Regions from separate parts of the Homo sapiens genome. Here regions 2 and 3 are each linked to region 1. Evidence: chromatin loops called from intact Hi-C (ENCODE). Cell type or tissue: B cell. All regions are shown on one strand.

What was found. Hi-C counts contacts between places; a loop is a spot of excess contacts. Peaks named below come from ENCODE experiments on the same cell type or tissue, not always from the same donor. Only the 100,000 strongest peaks of a DNase experiment are listed, where the experiment ranks them.
Region 2: a loop joins it to region 1, with 3 times the contacts of the local background. A loop is called at or near these places in 2 of 110 quality-filtered maps.
Region 3: it touches region 1 in a loop (4-fold over the local background); 5 of 110 quality-filtered maps call a loop at or near these places.

Annotation. Positions count from the first base shown.
Region 1 is chr22:22,153,113-22,161,112 of GRCh38, forward strand. It overlaps IGL. Among named protein-coding and RNA genes, the nearest start is that of VPREB1, 88 kb to the right of the region's middle. RefSeq lists a silencer at 2,554-2,696 and an enhancer at 3,806-3,965. In B cell, CTCF peaks have their summits at 3,762 (motif pointing right) and 3,961; a DNase peak (open chromatin) is centred at 3,809; H3K4me3 peaks cover 801 bases; H3K27ac peaks cover 4,948 bases.
Region 2 is chr22:22,318,961-22,326,960 of GRCh38, forward strand. It overlaps IGL, the pseudogene BMS1P20, IGLV5-52 and IGLV1-51. Among named protein-coding and RNA genes, the nearest start is that of VPREB1, 78 kb to the left of the region's middle. In B cell, CTCF peaks have their summits at 3,227 (motif pointing right) and 3,428; DNase peaks (open chromatin) are centred at 351, 3,261, 3,761 and 4,081; H3K27ac peaks cover 591 bases.
Region 3 is chr22:22,026,311-22,034,310 of GRCh38, forward strand. It overlaps the pseudogene PRAMENP, IGL, the pseudogene IGLVI-70, IGLV4-69 and the pseudogene IGLVI-68. Among named protein-coding and RNA genes, the nearest start is that of TOP3B, 48 kb to the left of the region's middle. RefSeq lists silencers at 294-413, 5,095-5,214 and enhancers at 2,340-2,409, 3,058-3,187, 3,887-4,667, 4,045-4,304, 4,668-5,447 and 2 more. In B cell, CTCF peaks have their summits at 4,351 (motif pointing right) and 4,551; DNase peaks (open chromatin) are centred at 301, 4,471, 5,051 and 6,055; H3K4me3 peaks cover 1,983 bases; H3K27ac peaks cover 4,928 bases.

The DNA.
Region 1 (8,000 bases):
CTTTTTCATCAAAGGACAGAGAGAGCCCATTATAAACTATTGAGTAATGCTGATTTGATGGGTAGGCCACTTACCTTTAAGTGGAAAGGAGGCCAGGCGCGGTGGCTCACGCCTGTAATCCCAGCACTTTGGGATGCTGAGGAGGGCGGATCATGAGGTCAGGAGATCGAGACCAGTCTGGCCAACTTGGAGAAACCCTGTCTCTACTAAAAATACAAAAATTAGCCGGGCGTGGTGGCGGGTGCCTGTAGTCCCAGCTACTCGGGAGGCCGAGGCAGGAGAATGGCGTGAACCTGGGAGGCGGAGCTTGCAATGAGTCAAGATCACACCGCTGAACTCCAGCCTGGGTGACAGAGCGAGACTCCTTCTCAAAAAAAAATTACACAAAAATGTTAGACTAATAAATATTAATAAACACTAAAGGAAGAAATTTAGTGGAACATTTATCAGAGGCAACAGACCAGGAAGTTATAGTTACCCTGTGAAAAGGCATCATCTAGGATTCATAGAAAACATTTGCAAATTGGCAACAACCACCACCACAACAAACTAAAACAAATGAAAGAAATAGACATTTATACAGGGAAAATATAAATAGATAATAAGTGTAATAAATTTTGTGACTTTCCACTTGAAAACAAAGAAATGGAAATAAAACCTATGTAAAGAAGTGGTGGAGTGAGCCGAGCTGGGGTGGGAGGGGTGGGGGCATCCCAGGCAGAGGGAACAGCAGATGCAAAGGTCTGGAGGCTGGAGCAGGCTGTGAGGGGTGAGAGCAGCAAGTACATGAAGTCTAGACCACAAATCGATGCTTCACCCTCAAAAATAGCCTCTCACTGGCCACCACTCAGGCCCAGATACATGTGTAAGGTGGGCAGCCTTCAGGAAAAGTGACCGCAAAAGTGCACCACATTGGGAATTCTGAGGTGTTTGAGAAAGTTATGGATGAAGGGTGAGGTAGACTCTAGTGGGGAATGTCCTCTTGCCACTTGGACTTCTCTGTCTATTTCATGGGCTATTATCAACTTCTAAAGAGCCAGTGGTTTGGGTGCACATTTAGGTGTAAGTACCTCTTGCCTCAAGCCTTAACTCTCTTTCCAATGAGTCAAGTGAGCTGTTGTGTTTAAGTAACTTCTCTTTATTGTGAAATCTTTCCTATCACTTTAAGAACCTTCTTCTTCAGACCCAAGTAATCCCAAGGCACCTATAATGTCCCTCCTGGAGAAGACAAAAGGGTGTCTTCTATTTCTGTGTGGCCCGATATTTCAGGGCCCCTAACCAGGTTAGTTCAAGGTGCTCAGCATAACCATGAATCTGCTACCCATGTTTCTCAGGTGGGTCATAGGCCCTGGAGGGATTGTGGCTGTGGACCAAGCAGGGGGTGCTGTGGGCTGTTCTGAGAAGGAGGGTTTTGGAGTGTCCAAGCTGAGAACATAGAGGCCCCAGATGTTGTATGAGTAAATTTTCATCTGACAGAATTATATTTTCCTAACTGAAAACATGAAACAGAGATGTAACAACTGTGCCTCTTTGGCTCTGTCTTTGCATGCTGTCATCAGCCACTGAACAGGAGCTGAGAGGGAAGACATAAAGAACAGAAAACCCATGAGGGGGATGGTCCATGTGGGTGTGGAAGTGAGGGTGAGTGGGGATTTGGCCAAAGAGGCCTAATCCACAGGAGTAGAGTCTCATGTGTGACTTTCAGAATGAGCAGGAGTGAGATAGGTGGAGGGGGAGTGTTGGAACATCTCATCAGAGGTGAGAATCCATAGAAGGAGACACTGGTCATTACAGTCAGTGAGAAAAGTGACTTTAGCCTGAGCCTAAGGTCATTGGATCAAGGAAGGGGCCAGGAGGAGCTCCTTGAAGGGAAGCTGTGAGCTTGAGAGGCAGGCTGAGGCAGATCAGTAGAATGAGCCCCCGAGAAGGGCTCACAGAGTCACTGAAGGACTGTGAGGTGGCAGGGACAAGCTCACATGGCCTTTGGTCAGTGAGTCTCCAGCTGTAATGAGAATGAAATGGGGAAGATCTGGGACAGGAAGACAAGCTGGGGGCGCTGGTACCATCATGGGGAGATGATGGTGGGTGGCTCTAGGTTAGTTAGAGTTGGAATGAAGAGCAGAAAGCAGCTTCGTGATACCTTTATGTCATAAAATACATTTGGCATGGAGAGGACTTGGACTTTGTGCATGAAGGATATGGATGTTTCTAGGCTGACTCCCAAATGTTTCTAGGCTGACTCCCAGAAACTAGGATGTTTCTAGGCTGTTCCTGGCTGAGAATTTGGATGGTAACTATAGTCCAAAGAAACAAAGAACACTGAAATCATATCTTATTTTTTTTAACTCACAAAATAGAGGCAGGTAGATATTTATATGTGTTTTGTTGGCTCAATGATTTTTTTTAGTAATAAACATATTTACTTAGAAACTACTGGGTGTCTGTATGCTCTGGGATTTTTTTCTCCTGTCCTGATGACATCTCTTTCCTTTCTCTGGGTTCAGGAGTTACTTCCCAGGTTGTGGTGACACAGGAACATTCACTTTCCACAACTCCTGGAGGGGCAGTCACCTTCACCTATGGCTCCAAAATTGGGGCTGTCATCAGAGCATCTCGACAGCTGGGCCCAACAGAACATCTGGCAATGTCCCCAGGGCAATGGTGGGCACAAGCAGTCAGGTCCTGGGACCCCTGCACAATCCCCTGGTTCTCTTCATGAAGAAAAAGCCACTCTGGTTATAATGAGGACTAGACCAAGAATGAGGCCCAGTGTTACATGCTCGGTGTGGTGATCTGAAATATCACCACAGGGACAAATACAAAAATACAAGTGGGAAACTACACTCAAACCCTTGGATCAAGCCTCAGTCCTATGCTTCTGAAGCAAATTTCTTGTTTTTGGAGTCTGGTTTTCAACCACTGTAGACTCAGATCATTTATTCTTCAGGCCCCCAATGGGATCATCACAAGCACTTTTTCTATCAATCATGGCAGTCACTTGAGATCAAAGGTGAATTTCTTCTTCCTCAAGTTATAAGCAACACTTTGGCATATTTGGTGAACTTCAAAGAAAATGGCTAAGATAGAGGATGAGAGACATAAGAGGCTTCAGGAATATTTCAGCAGATGCAAAGCAGACTACAGGGTAACTCATTTCCCATATGATTTGATTGATTGCAAAATGTGAAATTAAATGCATACAAAGGGGAATGTGTGTCATTTTTCCTCTTAATGACAAAGTAAAAAAAAAGCAATAAAACAAAAACAAGCACTATTTCATGTGTCTTGATAAACTTGTAGAAAGTCTTATAATATCCACAATATCTAGGATACAGTAAAATAACTTTCCATATGAAGAACCAGAAGAACACAACTTAAATGAGAAAAGACAATTGATAGACACCAATACTGAAATAATTTAGGTGCTGATGTTATGTAACTGAGATTAATTAAGGAGTAATTATACAATTCCTTCAGTGAGCAATTTTAGACATTATTTTTTGAAGTTTTAGGTTCAGGGGTTCATGTGCAGGTATGTTACGTAGGTAAACTTGTGTCAGAGGGGACATTCTTGAAACAAGTGGAAAAGAAGCAAATCCCGAAAAGAAAAATAAGTCATAGAAACAAACCAAATTAAAATTAGAAAACAGAAAAATGCAATAAATTAAAAAGAACAGTCTGGAGGGACTCTGGAACAGGTAACAGTGAAATTAAAGTTCAGGCATTAGAGGAATTATTTACCGTTAAGTAGGGAAGAAAGTACAAACAATAGCCATCTAAGCCCAGCAGAGGGAGCTGTGGATCTTCTCAGAGGTGAGCAAGGCCGGAAATGAACTCCCGGGGCTCTCATTTATGGCTCCTGGGTCCATACTCACTGGCCCGAATTGGGGTTTAGAGCAGGTGCTTTCTCCCAAAGGGCAAACTCAGAGTTCCCAGCAGCCCATCCTCCCTGACAGAGCGGCTGCTGCCTGGCTGAGCACTCAGAACTTAGGGAGCCGGTGGTTTTGGTAGAGGCCCCATGTTTGCATAATGTCCTAACCAAACACACATCTACCCGGGGAGGTGACGAGGAGTTAGAGGAACTGTCCCAGGGTCCAGAAGTAGCCGGGGGTTCTGGGGATCCTTGGAAAGTCCACACCATAGCTTGGATGTCTATCCTCCCCTCTCTCCCTCCTCACTGCCCAGGTTCATGTAGATTTCAAAGACAGGACTTTGGAGGGATCTGTCTGCTGTGATTCCTCACACATAACATGTATCTGTTTTAGTTTCTTGGTTCAGTTCTCAGGCTGTGGTGACTCAGGAGCCCTCACTGACTGTGTCCTAAAGAGAGAGACTTATTCTCATGTGTGGCTTCAGCACCACAGCACTGAATTCAGCAGAAGCCTGGTCAAGTCCTCAGGACATTGATGTGTAACACAGATAACAAACACCCCTGGATGCCCACTTGATTCTCTGGCTCCCTCCTGGGGGAAAGCTGCCCTGACCCCTCAAGGGGCCCAGCCTGAGGATGAGGCTGAGTATACTGTGGGCTACACCACAGTGGTCCTTAGCACAGTGAGAGACCCAGATGGGGAAGCAGGACATGAACGAGCTTTTGGCTGATCCGGGGTACAAACATGAACGTAGGATATCAGGATCACGTGGCCAGACACCTGAGCTCTCAAGGACACCTAAATTTTAACTATCCGTAGAGAGAAAGGTGGGTGGAGGGGTGTAAATTGATTCCTGTATCTGTTTGAATTTTAAAGTGGAAAATATTTGTGAATCATTTGGGAGATGCAGATTCCCAAAAAGAAGAATTTATGTTTATATTCCAAACAGAACAGTAATAGTGAGATCAACTCTAAAGACTAAGGTCAAACACACTTCATCCAGAAAGATGGATCTCAAAAGATTTTGTTGTTGTTTTGCCTATTAAAAGCTAAGAGAGGAAATTATATTAATAAAGTTTATTTCATGTTCTATGTTAATAGTGTGTATTTCATAGCTTTTTAAGCATTAAAAATTATAAAAGTGTTAAGAGGGATTCTCTTCTCTAATGTTATATAAGAAAGTATCCACCTAGGAAAATATTTTGAAGGTCTAACCCCCAGTACTTCTAAATGTGACCTTATTTTTAAAATAGTGTTATTGCTTATGTAATTCTTAGGATGAAGCCATCCTAGAGCGAGGTGGCCTCTTGATCCAATGTGCCTGGTGTCCTTATAAGATGATGGTAGTAAGGAGATTGGAAGACACAGAGAGAATGCCGTGTGACGACGAAGGCAGAGATTGAATTTACACAGCTGCAAGATAAGGAGCACTAAAGATTGCTGGCAAACCACCAGCAGCCAGAAAGAGGGAAGGAAGGATCTCCCCTCAGGTATATATGGAAACATTGCCCTTTCTATGAATTTTGGGAGGCTAGCCTCCAGAACTGTGAGACAATACATTTGTGTTATCTTAACCAAACTTGTGTTTAATACATTCTGACAGCAGTTCTAGGAAACCAATACACCAGACAATAAATTACACAATACTTCTGAAATTGATTGTACTTCTTTCATTTTGGCAACCAGTTTTTCCATGAATATGATTATATCTGTGCTCATATTTCTAACTTTATAAATATGCTTGTAATTTAAGGTTAAGATAAGAAATCCTTGTGTCTTAAAAATCCCTAAATATATGAGAACTGAATAATAATATTAACATTATGAGATCTAATGGAAAATTGTAGCTTTTACATAATTCCACTTGTTCACTAGTATCAAGATGTGAAGGTGGGAAGATCACCTTGTTATTAACAAAACACTCCTGGTCATCTCTGTGGATTTGAGAGTGCAGGGGGAGACACCTACATATTGTTTGGGAAGTCACAAATGCAGCATGCCCAGAGCATCATGTACAACAGTGTGAGTTTGCTGGACATGTGGGCAGGACGCAGAACAGACTGGGGCATGAGGAACCACCTATCACCAAACCCACCAGCGCCTTCCTCCCTGGATCAGCCCAGAGCTGCTCAGACTTGAATGTGCACATGGATCATGTGGGATCCTGGATAATGTGGATTCTGATCAGTGGGTCTGGACTGTGGACTGAAATTCTGCGTTTCTAGAAGGCCCCTTCTTCCAAAGATCCACATACATGTTTTAATATTACCATATTCATAAGAATGGTGGGAAATAAGGGAAGCCACTTTCAGACAGAAACCAAATAGAAATTTATCTGAGAGGGAGCTAAAGGATTATGATCAAAGAGAAATCCCCAATTCCAGGCAGGGAGCTGATCACAGAGGGCAGATGGGAAGTTGGGAGAGGTTCTATTTTTTTTTTTTTAAGAAATAGAAATGAATGCAAACACAACTCAAACCTCCTCTTGATCCAACATCCCTGCTGGCTCCTGCCCAATTTCTGCACTGGCTTCTTCTCCAGTCTTTTCCCAAGCATGGACCCTCCTCACCCTCTCTGCTTCCCCATCTCAAACTCACAACTTCCCTTCTCAGTTCTCCTGTTTCTCTCCCTTTCATTCCACTTCCTTCTTCTCTGTGACCTCCTTAGACAATCACCAAAATATTTCTAGAAGAAAAGCCATGGGTATTTTTCATCTTTTCTTGAAAGTTGTCACTCACATTCCCTCTTCGTTCTTCAGCCTCTCTTACCCCTTACTACAAAAGATGCCTGAGGCCACTGTTTCTCTTTTCCATCCCCTCAAATAGCTTCTCCTTCCAACCCGTTTCTCTCCTCAGTTACTAGAGCATTCAGTGAAGCACTCAGTCAGGTTAAAGGATCCTCCCAAATGCTCACCCTGCTCTCTATGTGTGATCTCCTGAAGAATCAAGTAGGGAGAGAAACATGGCTTCATGAGTTTGTGGGGAAGTGGGTGCATGGCTGAACTGTCCTTGTTCTCAGCAAATGTACTTTATTTCATGCACAGTTTGTATATGAGACAACCTTCTCCTGCGGACTCCTTATAAAATGGGAAGAATTATGTGTTGTGTTTTCACAGAGGAAGCCCAAATATTCCATGCTCATGGGTAGGAAGAATCAATATCATGAAAATGGCCATACTGCCCAAGGTAATTTATAGATTCAATGCCATCCCCATCAAGCTACCAATGACTTTCTTCACAGAATTGGAAAAAACTATTTTAAAGTTCATATGGAACCAAAAAAGAGCCCGCATCGCCAAGTCAATCCTAAGCCAAAAGAACAAAGCTGGAGGCATCACACTACCTGACTTCAAACTATACTACAAGGCTACAGTAACCAAAACAGTATGGTACTGGTACCAAAACAGAGATATAGATCAATGGAACAGAACAGAGCCCTCAGAAATAACGCCGCATATCTACAACTATCTGATCTTTGACAAACCTGAGAAAAACAAGCAATGGGGAAAGGATTCCCTATTTAATAAATGGTGCTGGGAAAACTGGCTAGCCATATGTAGAAAGCTGAAACTGGATCCCTTCCTTACACCTTATACAAAAATCAATTCAAGATGGATTAAAGACTTAAATGTTAGACCTAAAACCATAAAAACCCTAAGAAGAAAACCTAGGCATTACCATTCAGGACATAGGCATGGGCAAGGACTTCACGTCTAAAACACCAAAAGCAATGGCAACAAAAGCCAAAATTGACAAATGGGATCTGATTAAACTAAAGAGCTTCTGCACAGCAAAAGAAACTACCATCAGAGTGAACAGGCAACCTACAAAATGGGAGAAAATTTTCACAACCTACTCATCTGACAAAGGGGCTAATATCCAGAATCTACAATGAACTCAAACAAATTTACAAGAAAAAAACAAAAAACCCCATCAAAAAGTGGGCGAAGGACATGAACAGACACTTCTCAGAAGAAGGCATTTATGCAGCCAAAAAACATACGAAAAAATGCTCACCATCACTGGCCATCAGAGAAATGCAAATCAAAACCACAATGAGATACCATCTCACACCAGTTAGAATGGCAATCACTAAAAAGTCAGGAAACAACAGGTGCTGGAGAGGATG
Region 2 (8,000 bases), 170 kb after region 1:
GTCAGACTCACCTGCATGCTGAGCAGTGGCTTCAGTGTTGGGGACTTCTGGATAAGGTGGTACCAACAAAAGCCAGGGAACCCTCCCCGGTATCTCCTGTACTACCACTCAGACTCCAATAAGGGCCAAGGCTCTGGAGTTCCCAGCCGCTTCTCTGGATCCAACGATGCATCAGCCAATGCAGGGATTCTGCGTATCTCTGGGCTCCAGCCTGAGGATGAGGCTGACTATTACTGTGGTACATGGCACAGCAACTCTAAGACTCACACAGTGCTCCAGACCCATGAGGAAGTAAGACAAAACCCTCCCCTCTACTCTCCTGGTCTAGTGAAATCACCCCTGCTGGTGGCTCTGACCAAATCTAGCTCAGGGGGTGACATCTGTTGTCTCATCGACAGCACTGGAGCTCCCACGGAGAAGTAGGTCTAACAAAGTCCTACCTTGCTCGCATTTCACAGGCAGACATCCCTTGCTCAGGGGTAAAATCTCTCAGTGTTGACATTGAAGAAGGCAAGAGGGCTGGGTTGGGGTTCATCTCAGCTCAGAGTCTAGAAGTGACTCAGAGATGCTGCTGGTCTGAGAGTTTTAATATGAGCCTTGGGATACAATACAGGGATGCAGATGGGAATTGTATTCTCTTTGTCAGTAACGAACCATCAGTAATTGAAAAGTCAATACATTGAGAATAGCATAAAGCATGAAATACTTTAGGATAAGTATGACAAAAATTGTTGTTTTACACACTAGAAGTCCTAAAACATTGTTTAGACACAGGTCTTAAAGAAGACCTGAGTAAATGCACAGATAATCCTTTTTTTTTTTTTTTTTTTTTGAGGCAGAGTTTCACTCTTGTTGCCCAGGCTGGAGTGCAATGGCATGATCTTGGATCTCGGCTCACCACAACCTCCACCTCCTGGGTTCAAGCGATTCTCCTGCCTCAGCCTCCCGAGTAGCTGGGATTACAGGCATGTGCCACCACGCCTGGCTAATTTTTGTATTTTTAGTAGAGATGGGGTTTCTCCATGTTGGTCAGGCTGGTCTCGAACACCTGATCTCCGGTGATCTGCCCGCCTCGGCCTCCTGAAGTGCTGGGATTACTGGCGTGAGCCAATGCGCCCAGCCCAGATAACCCTTTTTTTTTTTTTTTTTTTTGAGCAGGAGTCTCGCTCTGTCGCCCAGGATGCAGTGCAGTGGCGCGATCTTGGCTCACTGCAACCTCTGCCTCCCGGTTGAAGTGATTCTCCTGCCTCAGCCTCCCTAGTAGCTGGGACTACAGGCATGTGCCACCATGCCCGGCTAATTTTTTTTTTTCCTTGTGGCAACGGGGTTTCACCGTGTTTGGTCTTGATCTCTTGACCTTGTGATCCGCCCACCTTGGCCTCTCAAACTGCTGGGATTACAGGCATGAGCCACCGTGCCTGGCCCCAGATAACCCTTTTTATGTGAGAGTGTAGAGAATGTTGCTGCAGCTGGTGTGGGATGGGGGATGGCTGGGTTGAGACTGTGTTGTCACCTGCAGTGTACACCTGAGGTGACATGGTTCTGAACATCACTTTCCCCATTGAAGGCCCGAGTGACCTATCACTTGCTTCTCAAAATTCAGGAACTAGGTGACTCTAGGAGAGTGCACAGGAAGCTTTCTGCATATTCTTTCAAGAGATTTCGAGGTCACTGACTCTTTTTTCAAGACTTAAACACAAAATCCACATCCATCATTCTTGCGTAAAGAGACCATTCTTTTTTTTTTGAGATGGAGTCTCGCTCTGTTGCCCAAGCTGGAGTGCAGTGGCATGATCTCGGCTCACTGCAAGCTCTGTCTTCTGGGTTCATGCCCTTCTCCTGCCTCAGCCTCCCAAGTAGCTGGGACTACAGGCACCCGCCGCCATGCCCGGCTAATTTTTTGTATTTTTTAGTGGAGATGGGGTTTCAACATGTTGGCCAGAATGGTCTTGATCTCTTGACCTCGTGATCCACCCGCCTTGGCCTCCCAAAGTGCTGGGATTACAGGTGTGAGCCACTGCACCCGGCCCAAGATGGGGTTTCATCATGTTGACCTGGCTGGTCTCAAACTCCCAACCTCAAGTGATCCACTCACTTCAGCCTCCCAAAGTGCTGGGATGACAGGCGTGAGCCACAGTGCCCGGCCTAGTACATTGTTTAAATGGTGCATGTAAAACCTCATGGTACTACAACTGCCTGGTGACAGACTCACCAGAGTAAATAACTATCCTGCTGTTCTCCAACCACATGGGATTCCCCAAACAAAGATTTGTTGAGTCCAAGATGCATCATGCCAGAACTCTTGCAGTCATACACATAATTTGTTTCATTTTAATAAATACGGTTATCTTTTTTCTTCAGTTTATTGTTTTTAATGTATCATCTTCTAGGTTTCATTACACATCAAAGATGAATAATTTCTCTCATCTTTAGGACATGCTGAAAACACTCATTAGTGATTTTGAACAGTATTATTTCCTAAACATCCTAGTTGGAATGGTTGATCCTAAAAGCTACCATGTGTCAGGCTCACCTGAGTGCAGACTGTGGTCTAAACAAGCTAAAGTTTTAATTCTTCCATCTTCAAATACGGAGCATATTTGCTTGTTTTGCTCTTTAGCAAAACACTGCAAAGTCATTCGCCAGGATCTCCTGCAGACTGGCATTCAGTGATGGAGAACAGACTCCTAGGTGAGATCCCTGGTCACAGGATCCAGATGACTATGACTGCAAGTCTGGAAAAGAAGAGACAGAACAAAGATTTACCAGCATAACCCTCTGAGAATGTGCCCCAGCCATCCTGGAGGGAAGAGCTCCCTATTGACCCAGCACTGCAGAATCCACAGAGGAAGGACAGCTCTGGCCACCAGGGAGCAGCCACACGACAAGAGAGGACCCGGTGTCCCCACAGGTGAGGAAATGAGTCCATGGGGCTGGTCAGTGCTCTCGATTTCATTCTGCCATAACAGGACTTTGTGTAGTCACCACCTGAGTCCTATACAGTGAACAGCCAAGGAGACATGGACAGATTCACCCCTGAGGAACCCAGTAGAATGTGAAGTCTGCCCTGAGGTCACGAAGAAAAGACTCAGGGGGCTGCCTGGCCTGGCCCTGATGGAGGGGGCCATGGACAGAACAACGGGGAGGCAGGGGTGTCTCTGAGAGGCTCTGGTCACCTTGTCATACAATGGTGGTGTACAATGTCGCACCATGGACACTAGGGGGCGCCTGCGCACCATTCCTGAGAAGACTGGGTGTGATGAGAGCAGGACCAGCGCCACCTGTCCTGCTTGGTGCCCTATGCTTAGGGCTCACAGATGTCAACTCTCCACCCCCTGGGACCACACAGCCCCACCCCTGGCACTCTCTGACATCCTCAGGCAGAGGAGCTTGACCCAGGGCCCAGGGTGGGATCAGAAAGCTGGAGGGTCTGATTTGCATGGATGGACCCTCCTTCTCTCAGAGTATAAAGAGGGGCAGGGAGAGACTTGGGGAAGCTCTGCTTCAGCTGTGAGCGCAGAAGGCAGGACTCGGGACAATCTTCATCATGACCTGCTCCCCTCTCCTCCTCACCCTTCTCATTCACTGCACAGGTGCCCAGACACAGGGTCAGGGGAGGGGTCCAGGAAGCCCATGAGGCCCTGCTTTCTCCTTCTCTCTCTAGACCAAGAATCACCGTGTCTGTGTCTCTCCTGCTTCCAGGGTCCTGGGCCCAGTCTGTGTTGACGCAGCCGCCCTCAGTGTCTGCGGCCCCAGGACAGAAGGTCACCATCTCCTGCTCTGGAAGCAGCTCCAACATTGGGAATAATTATGTATCCTGGTACCAGCAGCTCCCAGGAACAGCCCCCAAACTCCTCATTTATGACAATAATAAGCGACCCTCAGGGATTCCTGACCGATTCTCTGGCTCCAAGTCTGGCACGTCAGCCACCCTGGGCATCACCGGACTCCAGACTGGGGACGAGGCCGATTATTACTGCGGAACATGGGATAGCAGCCTGAGTGCTGGCACAGTGCTCCAGCCCAATGGGGAACTGAGACAAGAACCCCCTTCTTCCTCCCCCAGGAGGGTGAGTGCCGCCAGCTGCTGCTCACGCCTGACCTGTAGCTTCTGCTGCTGCAGGTTCTCCCATGGGCCACGGGGCAGCCAGGGCCCTGCCTAGGAGTGGAGGCTCCACCACTTTTGTCCTCAGAGTCAGGAACAGGGACTCCAGGAATGAGAATATCCTGCTCCTGCAGCTTGGGACACAGGGTCTCTGCACTGACATCCTGGGCTGAGGTGGCAGGTCCAGCTGTGTCTTCACAGTCCTTCCTGTGCCTGCCCATGGTGTGGGGAGGGAGGGAGTGGGGGAGGGGGTGTGGGCCTTTGAGCTTCACTAGAGACCTGAGGGAGCAGAGGTGCTCCCCAAGACCTGGACTCCTTCCCTCACCCTCCTCCCATCACTCTCCTCACTGTAGCTATGGCCAGGTGAGGGCTCAGGGCTACTTGAGGACCTTGCTCAGCCCAGGGCCTCCATCCCAGGCATTGTTTCCAAACTCTGTAAGGGCTGTCTCTGAATCTGTAGAAACAGTTATTTCTGTGTGCCCAGGACTGGGTTAGAGGGCACCAACCCCACCCCTTGCAAACTGCTCCTCACCTCTTAGCGCCCCAGTGAGGAGAAGAAAGAGTTAGAAATCAGGAATCTACTCAGGGCTCCCCTCTCTCCCCTTTCCCAGCCTCCCCTGGCTTTCTCTTTCTACAGAAACACCAAGGAGGCAGCCACCAAGGACGAGGGGAGGCCCAGGCATTATACCAGGCAGCGGAGCCAGCCAGTCCCCCCAGATGGTGGAGGGAGGTGGTGGAGGTGTCTGGGACCAGAAAATAGTGAGGACCCTCTTACTGAAGTGAGGACGGGTGGCATAAACTGAGGCCCAGATGGTGGACCAGATCTCCTGAGCCATCTACTCATTTCTTCGTGTGTTCCAGTTTGGGTAAGAATAGGCTAAAAAAAAAAAAAAAAGGCTTTGAAGAGGTTCCTTTCCTCAGATAAGAATTCGTAGAGGATTATTGCCCACTCAGGCATTGAGGGGAGGCTGAGCCTCACTCTCAGGCCAATAGAACTGGGGGCTTTCAAGGGAATTTGATTGTACTGAGCTCCCAGACTCTGACATCTAAGATTTTTGCCCTCGTAGCCGAACCCAGCACTGATACCAAAATGGATGAAGGCTGATAGATAAGCCTAGAATATTCTAGCTGGCACCATCTCGTGGAAAAGAGAATCAAGTTAGAATATTGATGTGATAAGGTGGCATCGCACAGTGAGGGGAGGAGAGCTTGCATGGGGGAGGGTAGAGGAGCCACTAGAGGGCTGGACAAGGAGGAGACAGTCTGAGGTAAGTTTGTGAGGAAAACTCCAGATGCTTCAGAGAAGATGGACAAGGAGGTAGGCAGTGTGAAGGCCATGGGACCAGCTCTAGTCACCGGGAGAGAGTGGTCAGATTCAGCACCAGTGTCTGGGGAGGAGGTACTGAAGCCTGGGTGAGGGGAGAGGCTCAAGGCTGGCCTTAGGACCTGAGTGGGGCACAGTGATCACACTGCTGGGGGGTCCTTCAAGTGCAAGGGGGCTGCAGGAAGGCTTGAGCTCATTGTCACAATGAAAACTTAGACAACAGCTCCCCAGCCTTGTTCAAAGGTGTCACAGGACTTTTTCCTCTCCACATGGCAACGTGGAGAAGAAAACTTATCTCTGAGATATATAAGATGTTAGTTCTCCATAACCTCTCTTGTCCCCTGGCTGAATTCCTATTTGGAAACAAAATGACTCTCCAGTTTTATATATGACATCCTCACAAAAAAAAAGTTCCAGAATGAGAAAGATCTGCCCTCCCTGACCCACTGGTGAGGAATCTCAGCCTTCAGGACAACCAGACTAAATCATTCATGCCATCTCCCATGACAGCATCATGTGGACCAGGGAGCCTACCTTATGGGTTTGGGCCACACACTGCCTGTCCCTAGCATTGCAGCTGGGGACACTTACATGCTGAACTCATGGCTGGGAGATCTGAGGTCCAGACATGACAGGAAAAGGAAAAAGACCAGGAGCTCTGCCTAAGTAGCCCCCCTGTGTGAATCACTCTACCCTCCACCCTCATCTTCAGTTCGTGATGGGTATTGTCTTGTGAAAACTGAAAGCTGGGCTGGGACACAGGCAAGAGAGTCTCTGACTCACAAATCTCCATCGTGGGCTCTCTGGCCTTTCTGATATTCTTTTCACACATCAATTCTGGGCCAAGACACATCCATGCTCATCAAGAAGGCATTGATAGGAGAATCAGGTAGCCTCCAGAGAGACAGGAAGCAGATAAACACCCTCATGTTGGCCTCCTAAGCCCAGAGGAGAAAAAAAAAAGTTGGAGGGGAAGAAGTTCAAGAAGCCACACTAGAAGCCACTGATTACCATCACCTCGGCACCTGTCCTCCATCTGCCCCTCTTTCAAGTGAGGACCAGACTCGGGACAGCACCTGCACCTCCCCCTCTGTCCATGCACTGTGTAGGGAGCCTCCTTCTGCTCTCATCTCAAGGTGGCTGCTCCGCCAGGTCAGCCGTATCACTGCTGAGAGTCTTCCCTGGGTCCTGGTCACAGGGTCTGGGATCAGCAGCAACCTGGCTTTGATTCAGCTCTGACCCTGCCCCTTCAGGACACAAAGCCCATTATTAAAGGGATAACTGAACTCTCCTAGTTCACTCAACCTTAGATTTTCCTTCTCAGTGTCCTTCTAGAAAGTGCCGCCTCTACTAAATGATTTCATGTTATTTGCTCAGGTCTAGAGCTATTTGATTTCCAAAATTCTATACTCTTCTGTTCTCATTCCCGGTCATGGCTCATTTTCCCTCAGCAGCTAATGATGCTAATCATGTATCTACCCCCCATTGTCACAAAAAAGAGAGATGGAAGAGTTCCTTAGATAAATACAGGGTTAGCAAAGAAAAGTTTCATTATCTCTTAAGAATTACTCCAAGATCTGGCCAGGCGTGGTGGCTCATGCCTGTAATCCTAGCACTTTGGGAGTCCAAGGTAGACAGGTCACGAGATCAGGAGATCGAGACCATCCTGGCTAACATGGTGAAAACCCATCTCTACTAAAAATACAAAAAATTAGCCAGGCATGGTGGTGGGCACTTGTAGTCCCAGCTACTGAGGAGGCTGAGGCAGGAGAACAGCGTGAACCCGGGAAGTGGAGCTTGCAGGGAGCCGAGATCATGTCTCTGCACTCCAGCCTGGGCAACAGAGCGAGACTCCGTCTCAAAAAAAAAAAATAAAGAATTACTCCAAGATCTAAGAAAATTAATTCCAGTTCTTCAAGAGTTTACTCCTCAGAAACAACAGCATGAATACATTAGGTAGTGAATGTTCTTGGTCTTCTCAATGAATAACGTCTGAAAGGTTCAGAGTATATGTTTCAAAAAGGTAAGTGCATAACTTTCAAAAAAATGTAGTATTAACATGTCAACAATTTTAATTGGTATATATATTTCTGAAAAAAAAAGCAGTATGATGGTAAAAGAAATGTAAAAAAGCCTTTGTAAAACCCAGTGCTTACAGTCCACCAGGATAGCACCTGTGAAGCAAATTTCCTTTGCTGAAGATACACCGCCTTTTAGAATAATAGCAAGATAGTTTGAATTTGTCTTCTTCTCTCACAGCAATCTAAAAATTAACTTGATCCCATTTATATGACATATCTAGAAATATTCCTGTACATGTGGACATTCCCATCGCACACCTCCCATCCAGGCTGTCCTAAAGTGGCATCTCCTCTTCTTCTGCTCATGTTCTCCCCCTCTCCTCACCTCTCCTGCTGACACGTGGCTCCTCCCTGCCTTCCTCTCCAGTAGCCCCAGCAGATCAGGCCCAACCAGTGAACAAGCTCCTGGACTTCTTGGATTTCTGAGGACTTGCCCTGCCAGGGTGTCTTTCTCAATCACAATCTCTCCTTCCCGGGAGTCCAGTTCTCC
Region 3 (8,000 bases), 130 kb before region 1:
GGTCACCCTCTCCTGTACTGGAAACAGCAACAACGTTGGAAGTTATGCTGTGGGCTGGTACCAACAGATTTCTCACGGTGCTCCCAAAACTGTGATGTTTGGAAATTCTCTGCCCTCAGGGATCCCTGACCGCTTCTCTGGCTCAAAGTCTGGGACCACAGCCTCCCTGACTATCTCGGGCCTCTAGCCTGAGGACGAGGCTGATTATTACTGTTCAACATGGGACTACAGCCTCAGTGCTCACACAGTGCTGCAGGCACATGGGGAACCGAGACAAAAACCTGCCCTTGGCCTGTCCCGAGGCTGATCACTCCATACTTGCCTATGACAAACAAAGAGGGTGCCTGTGGCTGATCGTACAGTTTAAGCAAGGGAGGAAGTGAGACTCAGCCACAGGCCCCTGCAAAGGGTCAGCGGGCCTTGTTCCCACATTGTCTCTATTTGAAAAAGTGAGATAAATTTCACTTCGTATAAAATGTACAATTAAATTGTCTTATTGTGTTTACAGAATTATGCATCTATCACCATAATCTAATTTTAAAACGTTTTCATCACCCCACAAAAAAACCCCCACAATTAGCAGCCACCCTTCACCCTTTCTCCCCAGCCACTGGTCATTGCTAAAGACTTTCTGTAAAGAACATGCATTTAAAGACCTAAGAAACTCAGTGATGCCAAACAGCTAGGTTTTTCAAATGCCCAAGCATGTAATAATAGATTACTGAAACCAAAGATAAAGACACAATTATGAAAGCAGACAGAAAGCTTTATAATATATACAGAAAATCAACAATTCAAACAATGAGAGGTATTTTATGAGTATACATTGAGGCCAAATGGCAGTGTTATGTTCTTACAAAGTCAAAAGAAAGAAAGAAAGAACTGTTGAGTCATAATGCTATATCCAGGTAAAGATTTTTTTTTTTTAAAAAAGGTAAAAAATAAGACTTTGTCAGATGAAGAAAACCTGAAAGAATTCATCTAAAAAAAATCAAAACAAATCAACTCTAAGAGAAAATTTTCAGGTGGAAGATAAATGATAATGGAAACATTGAACCCAAAGAATGCAGGAAGAATAACCAATAAATATAGTAGTAAAAGACCAAATTTTTAGCTCTACAGTTCTGGAAAATATGCATATCAAAAGCTAAGTTATAGCATTTTTGATATAATTTCTACTTATGAAAAATATTATATATACATATATACACATATATACATATATATACACACACACACACACACACACACACACACACACACACACACATATATATATATACATGAAACTTCAACCAAAAGAAGGAACTGTAAGGGGTCTACATGACTGGGAAAATATTAGGCCTATTATTAAATCTAAATAGATCATGAATAGTTACATGTACATGTTGTAATCTTTACAGCAACCAATGTAAAACTGTGCAGAGATACCAATATAAAATCAATATAAAAATCAAAAGAGCCCACTAAATAATACTCAAATAATCCAGAAGTAGCAGAAACAGGGTGGAGAGGAACAAAAGTTATAAAGAGAAAAAGGAAACTTACACTAAAATTGTAAGCTTAAATCCAACCATGTGAATAATTTCATTAAATGTAAATGAACTAAGCACATATATTAAACACAGAGTTTGTCACACTGAGAAAAATAAAAAACAAGAGACAAGCATGCGATTCTATAATAAACTCTAAATAGAAGTATATACACAAAAGTAAAATGATAACACAAATAAACACCTAGTTAAAATGGCATAAAGCATTACTTCAATGTTAATTGCATCATTCTGATTTTCTAAATTGCATATTGTGTTGTAAGATGCCACTTTTGAGGAAAACTGGTTGAAGTGTAACTAAACCTTTATTACATATTTTTTCACCTTAATGTGTATCTATAATTATGTTTACAGAAAACATTAAATGAAAGTAAAAGGATGGAAAAGTTTTATCATGTAATCCTGAATTAATAACACAAACATATAGTGTGGATATTTCTTTGCGTTTCTTTTTTGTTGTTGTCGTTGTTTTTTGAAAAAGTCTCATTCTGTTGCCCAGACTGGAGTGCAGTGGCACAATCTCGGTTCACTGCAACCTCTGCCTCCCAGATTCAAGTGATTCTCCTGCCTCAGCCTCCTGAGTAGCCGGGATACAGGCGCCCGCCACCACACCCAGCTAATTTTTGTATTTTTAGTAGAGATGGGGTTTTGCCATGTGGGCGAGGTTGGTCTCGAACTTCTGACCTCAGGTGATGTGTTCACCTCGGCCTCCCAAAGAGCTGGAATTACAGGCATAAGCCACAACGCCTGGCCTTTTTTTGTTTTGTTTTGTTTTTGAGACAGTGTCTCACTCTGTTGCCCAGGCTGGAGTGCAGTGGTGCAATCATGGCTCACTGCAGCCTCAAACTCCCAGGCTCAAGCAATCCTCCCACCTCAGCTTCACAAGTAGCTAAGCCTACGGGCACGCACCACCATGCCTGGCTAATTTTGCTTATTTTTTGTAGAGACAAGATCTCACTATGTTGCCCAGGCTGGTCTGTAACTACTGGGCTCAACTGATCCTCCTGCTTTGGCCTCCCAAATTGCTGGAATTACAGGCATAAGCCACCACACCTGGCCCAGTATGGATAATTCATGGGTAAAAAATGTAATACTTGAAAAACAAATTAGATGTTTTCTTATTATTTCCACATAGCAGAGTACTAACTGTAGGACATTGGGATGTACTTTTGAATAAGAAATGAAGGTTTAAAAAAAGATAAAATAAAACAAAATAAGTGCCTAAAACTGACTGGTGAGGGGTTTACCCAATGCATGAGCAGTAGAAAGAATTTAATTTTTTGCATCCAGGATACTAAAAAGTGGAAAGATAGATTTCTTTTTTTTCCTGTTTTACTTCTTTTGGGTTGCTCTATTTGATCTAATTAAAAAGCCTATTACTCCTATGCTATGCTGATGGAAGAGAAGTCTTCTCTAACTTAGTCCCAGTGAGATTGCCTCCTCTGGGCCAACAATGCTCATCTAGAACTTGGAATTTCGATAAATCCATTCTGAGGTGATGAGCAGCAGCAGCACCAGAAAAGTTGATCCAGGCCATCTAGGACCCTCCAGGGAAGGGCTCAGGCCTGTCAAAGAGGCCTGATAGAAACTGGGGCCTGCAGTCAGTCAGGGACATTGAAGCTCTCCTGACACGGTCCCACCAGCTGGGAAAACACTCGGGGTCTCCCTCGGGTTTGATCAGATGGCAAGTTCCCCATTCCCTGATTGGCCCAAAGCTTTGACCTGTTGGACCCGGGGCCTATCAAAGGCCAGGTGTCCTCTCCCCATTGGAAACCTCCCTAGGCTCAACTCTTCTCTTCTCATTCTCCTGCTGGCCTGGGAGCATCCAGGCCAAGGGGTGAGGTGGGGACAGCCCTACATTAAGTTTTTATTTCAAGGTAGAAAATCTGTCCCCTTGATTGTTTGGGAAACTATAAAAAGACTAGGGCAGCTCAGGGTCTAAAATACAGCTTCAGGGAGTACAGAGTTAGAGTGCAGAAACTTCAATTCCATTTACTCTCTAGCAATTTACCTAATATCAAAACATACAGTTATGTTATGTTTACAAATATGCACGCACCTCTATTAATATGTGTTCATAAGTACATACACATGCACCATTACGTTTACACATACATGCATGTAACACCAACTGATGTAAAAATCATTGTTTTATGTACTCAGTTTTCCTTTGAGTTTACCCTCTTTTCTCTACTTTTTAAAATATTTATTTCTAATTTGGGGAGCTACTAACTGAGATTATTTTTCATCTCACTGAAAAACAGTTTTAGAATTTCCTGTAGAGCAGTTCTGCTGGTGGCAAATTCCATCGGGTTTTGTCTGAAAAGTAGCCATTTTCTCCTATTTTTTCTGTTTATTATATAGAAAGATAACTTATATAAAGTAAAATTCACAGGTCTTAATTATACAGTTTGATGGTTTTTACAAATGCAGATGCTCATGTAGCCAACAGTCCGATCCATTCTCACAACATCTCCATTACTGCAGAATGGAGACATTCTGTTCCAGTCAATGTAAATTATCCCATTACACCTACCAAATAGAACGTGTATGAGAGACACCTTTCTCCTGAGGACTTTTGCAAAGTGGGGTGGATCATGTGTCCCGCTCCCACTGAAAAGGGCTAAATGGAAAACTAAAGTCTGAAATAAAATAGGAGGCTGCCCTGACGAGGGGTCCCACTTTGCCCTTGGACAGAGAACAGGCCGTGGTCAAGGCCCTGGTCCGGGCAGAAGCCTCTGTCAGGACCCACTGGCATCTGGTCACAGACACGATGGACCTGGGCCTAGGCAGAAGGGGGTGCTGTTGGTCTGCTGCTGAGGGCTCTGTGGGTTTCTCAGCTGGGAAACCAAACACTTGAACTTGGTCTCCACGCAGGGTTCACTGGGGCCAGCAGCTGGGCTCTCTCTGCACCCTTGGAGAGCCTCAGGCCAGGCCCAGCCCAGGTAACCCCTCCCAGAAATGTCACCCCACCACTGGGACTGACACTCAGGCACACGGAGTGATTTGGTTGGGCAGAGGAAGAGGAGCACATTTGCATGAAGGGCCCCTCTCTCTCCTCTGGGACTACAGGGTGGGTAAGAAATACCTGCAACTGTCAGCCTCAGCAGAGCTCTGGGGAGTCTGCACCATGGCTTGGACCCCACTCCTCTTCCTCACCCTCCTCCTCCACTGCACAGGTCAGGATGGCCCTCAGCACCCTGACCTCCAGCTCACTGATACCACCTCCCAAACTTATGCCAGGAATGTCCTTCCCTCTTTTCTTGACTCCAGCCGGTAATGGGTGTCTGTGTTTTCAGGGTCTCTCTCCCAGCTTGTGCTGACTCAATCGCCCTCTGCCTCTGCCTCCCTGGGAGCCTCGGTCAAGCTCACCTGCACTCTGAGCAGTGGGCACAGCAGCTACGCCATCGCATGGCATCAGCAGCAGCCAGAGAAGGGCCCTCGGTACTTGATGAAGCTTAACAGTGATGGCAGCCACAGCAAGGGGGACGGGATCCCTGATCGCTTCTCAGGCTCCAGCTCTGGGGCTGAGCGCTACCTCACCATCTCCAGCCTCCAGTCTGAGGATGAGGCTGACTATTACTGTCAGACCTGGGGCACTGGCATTCACACAGTGACACAGGCAGATGAGGAAGTGGGACAGAAACCTCAGCCTGCTCAGGGTCTTGTTATATGACAAGTTTTAAATTTTCAAATATGTTTTATATGTACACACTCCACTTGGAAGCACCGTCTGGTTTAAAATGTTTCTACTCTCAATTTCTCATTCAAGTTTTCTGAAGTCTCAGGAAAACTAAAAACAGAAACAAAAATATCATGATGACTATGAAATATTACCTAATTTTCCAAATATGCTGAATTCAGTGCCTGTGGAGCTAACCATTTTCTCTTGACAGAAGAAAAATGAGCCTTAGAAATTGTTTCCAAATCCTGAAAGAGTCATCATTCCATGTACTCAGGACAGATTTAGAGAGTGCTGACCCTGCCCTTTGAAAGATGTTATTTGCCTCTTAGTGCCCAAATAAGGAAGGATAATTAGGAATCAGAAGCCTACCTAGGGCTCCCCTCTCTCCTCTCAAAATTGCACTTGGTGTCATATTGCCCTAGAATTTATGCCTGGTGCTGGCAAATATTTTTAAATTTATTTTTTAATCTTTTCCTTTTCTGCAATCAAATTTCTTGAGGGGCTGAGAAGAAGAAATAGGCCCAGAGAGAAGCAAGGCAGTCTGGGTGCAGGCTCTAGACAGCCCAGGGAGAAGAAAGAGGGAGCAGCTCCCTGTGTCCTGGAGGGAGCCCTGTCCCCATTGGGCTTCCTGCTCTGATGTCCCCTAGTGGAGGCTCCTCAGGGAGTCCAGCCTCCCAGAACTGCCCTATAAACCTCACAGTGAGCTAAGCAAGTATATCCAGGAAGGAGGGTCTGTGGAGATGTGAGACTAAGGTGTGTTATGGCCTAAACACTGCCCATCTCCATCCTTCTTGGGGATGACAAAGTGAACAGTGGAGGAGACAGGATACATGGGTGCATCTGGACCTCAAGCAGTAGGCTGTTCTGTGGTCTGTCCCTAAATCTTGTGCTGGAGACCCCATACGAGAGCCACTCCCTGACCCTGGGCTGGAGCCCTCTACCCCCTGCTCACAAGACCAGCAGCTGTTTCCTTATAGGCCCCCAGGGAGCCACAGAACAGCATCAACCAAGACCATCCTCTTCATGTGTCAGCTTTTCAGGGAGGGATCGAAGTCATGGCCCAGGAAAGGGCTTGGACAGCCCAGGGGAGGAGGCTGGTTGGTATGAAGGATGCCCTCCTCACCCTGAGCTGCTGGAGGGAGTACAAGGGACTTGGAGAGCCCAGGCTCAGTTGATGATCCTCAGGATGTAGAGCTATGTATGGGTCTCCACTGTGGTCTCTCCCCCGCCTTCTCCTTCACTGCACAGGTGGCTAGGGCTCAGTGTCAGGGCTGGTGATCAAAAGACCAAGGTTTATGCATGTGTCTCTGTCCACTGACCCACCTCTCACCCTGTGTCTGTCTTAATGTCCAGCGTCCTGAGCCCAGCCTGTGCTGACCCAGCCACCTGCAGTGCATGCATCTGTGGGGCAGGTGGGTACCAGCTCCTGCACTAGAAGCAGCAGCAATGTTGGGCACGGGCATGTGCTCTGGTACAAACATGCCTCCGAGAGACCCAGAGCTCCACATATATAAAAGCAGTCATTGACCCTTAGGGGCATAGGCCCAATGCTGAGGCTCCAGGTTGGAGAACATGGCCTCTCTGAGCATCTCTGGACTCCAGGCAGAGGAAAAGGCTGATTTTTATTCTCAGCTTGGGACACAAGCACCAAGGCTCAGGCAGTACTTCAGGCCAGTGGGGAAGTGGGAGAAAAAGCTGCTGCCCATCCAGCAATGGAGCTTCTCTGTGCAGCCCCCACTTCTTGGGCAAGTCAGCTGATTAACGTTGCTTTTCATTTGTTTAGTAAAAATTTAGATTTTAAAACTCACTCCAGTGAACGCAGTGTGGAGAATGTGTTTCTGTCCTCTCAATTCTACCCTCACACCCAACCCTTGGCAGTAACAAATTGTCGTATTGTCTCATATTAAGAGAAATCCCTCAATACCAAGATCAGGCTGTCCTGGAAACCAAATCCATAATGGGTCAAAACAGGACCAGGGTCATTGTGTCTGACTCAGGATAGTCGACTCCCAAAGGTCTGTTTATCCACCTCATTCACTGAGAAGCTACTATGCACCAGCCTCAGATCCAGGGATTCAAGGTACATGATGAACAAGAGAGGAAGGGGCCCTGTCCTCATGGAGCTGACACTGAGTGGTGGAACAGATAAGGCAATCAAGTAAAAATGTCAATGCGACAATATGATGTCATCACACAGTGAGGAGAGCTCAGTTGGGGGTAGAGGAGCCATCAGAAGGTTGGGCAAGGAAGACACAGGATCTGACTCAAGTTTATGAAGAAAAGTCCAGATGCCTCAAAGAAGATGAACAAGGAGACAGCAAGCATGAAGGCCACGGGGCCAGTTGGGGTCATTGGAGAGAAAGGTCAGGTCTAGCCTGTGTTTGTAAGAGGAGGGACTGAAGCCTGGGTGAGGAGAGAGGGCTCAGGAATAGCCTTGGAAAGTGGAGGGAGTGGATGCGAAACCCCTGCTGAGGGGGCCTCCATGAGCAATGAGGCTGGGGGAGGCCCTGAGCTAATCACCATGATGGAAACTCAGACAACAGCCTCCCAGCCTCTTTCAAAGTTGTCACAGGACGCTTTTCTCTCCAAATGGCAAGGGGGGAATCCCACTATGAGTTTTATTTGAGATGTCTCTTCTCCATGTCCTGTCCTGTCCCTAGGCTAAATTCCCATGCGCAAACAAGATACTGCTCAGTCTCAGGTATCACATTCACACACAAATGCTCCAGAATGAGGGAATGCACTCTGACCAACCCACCAGG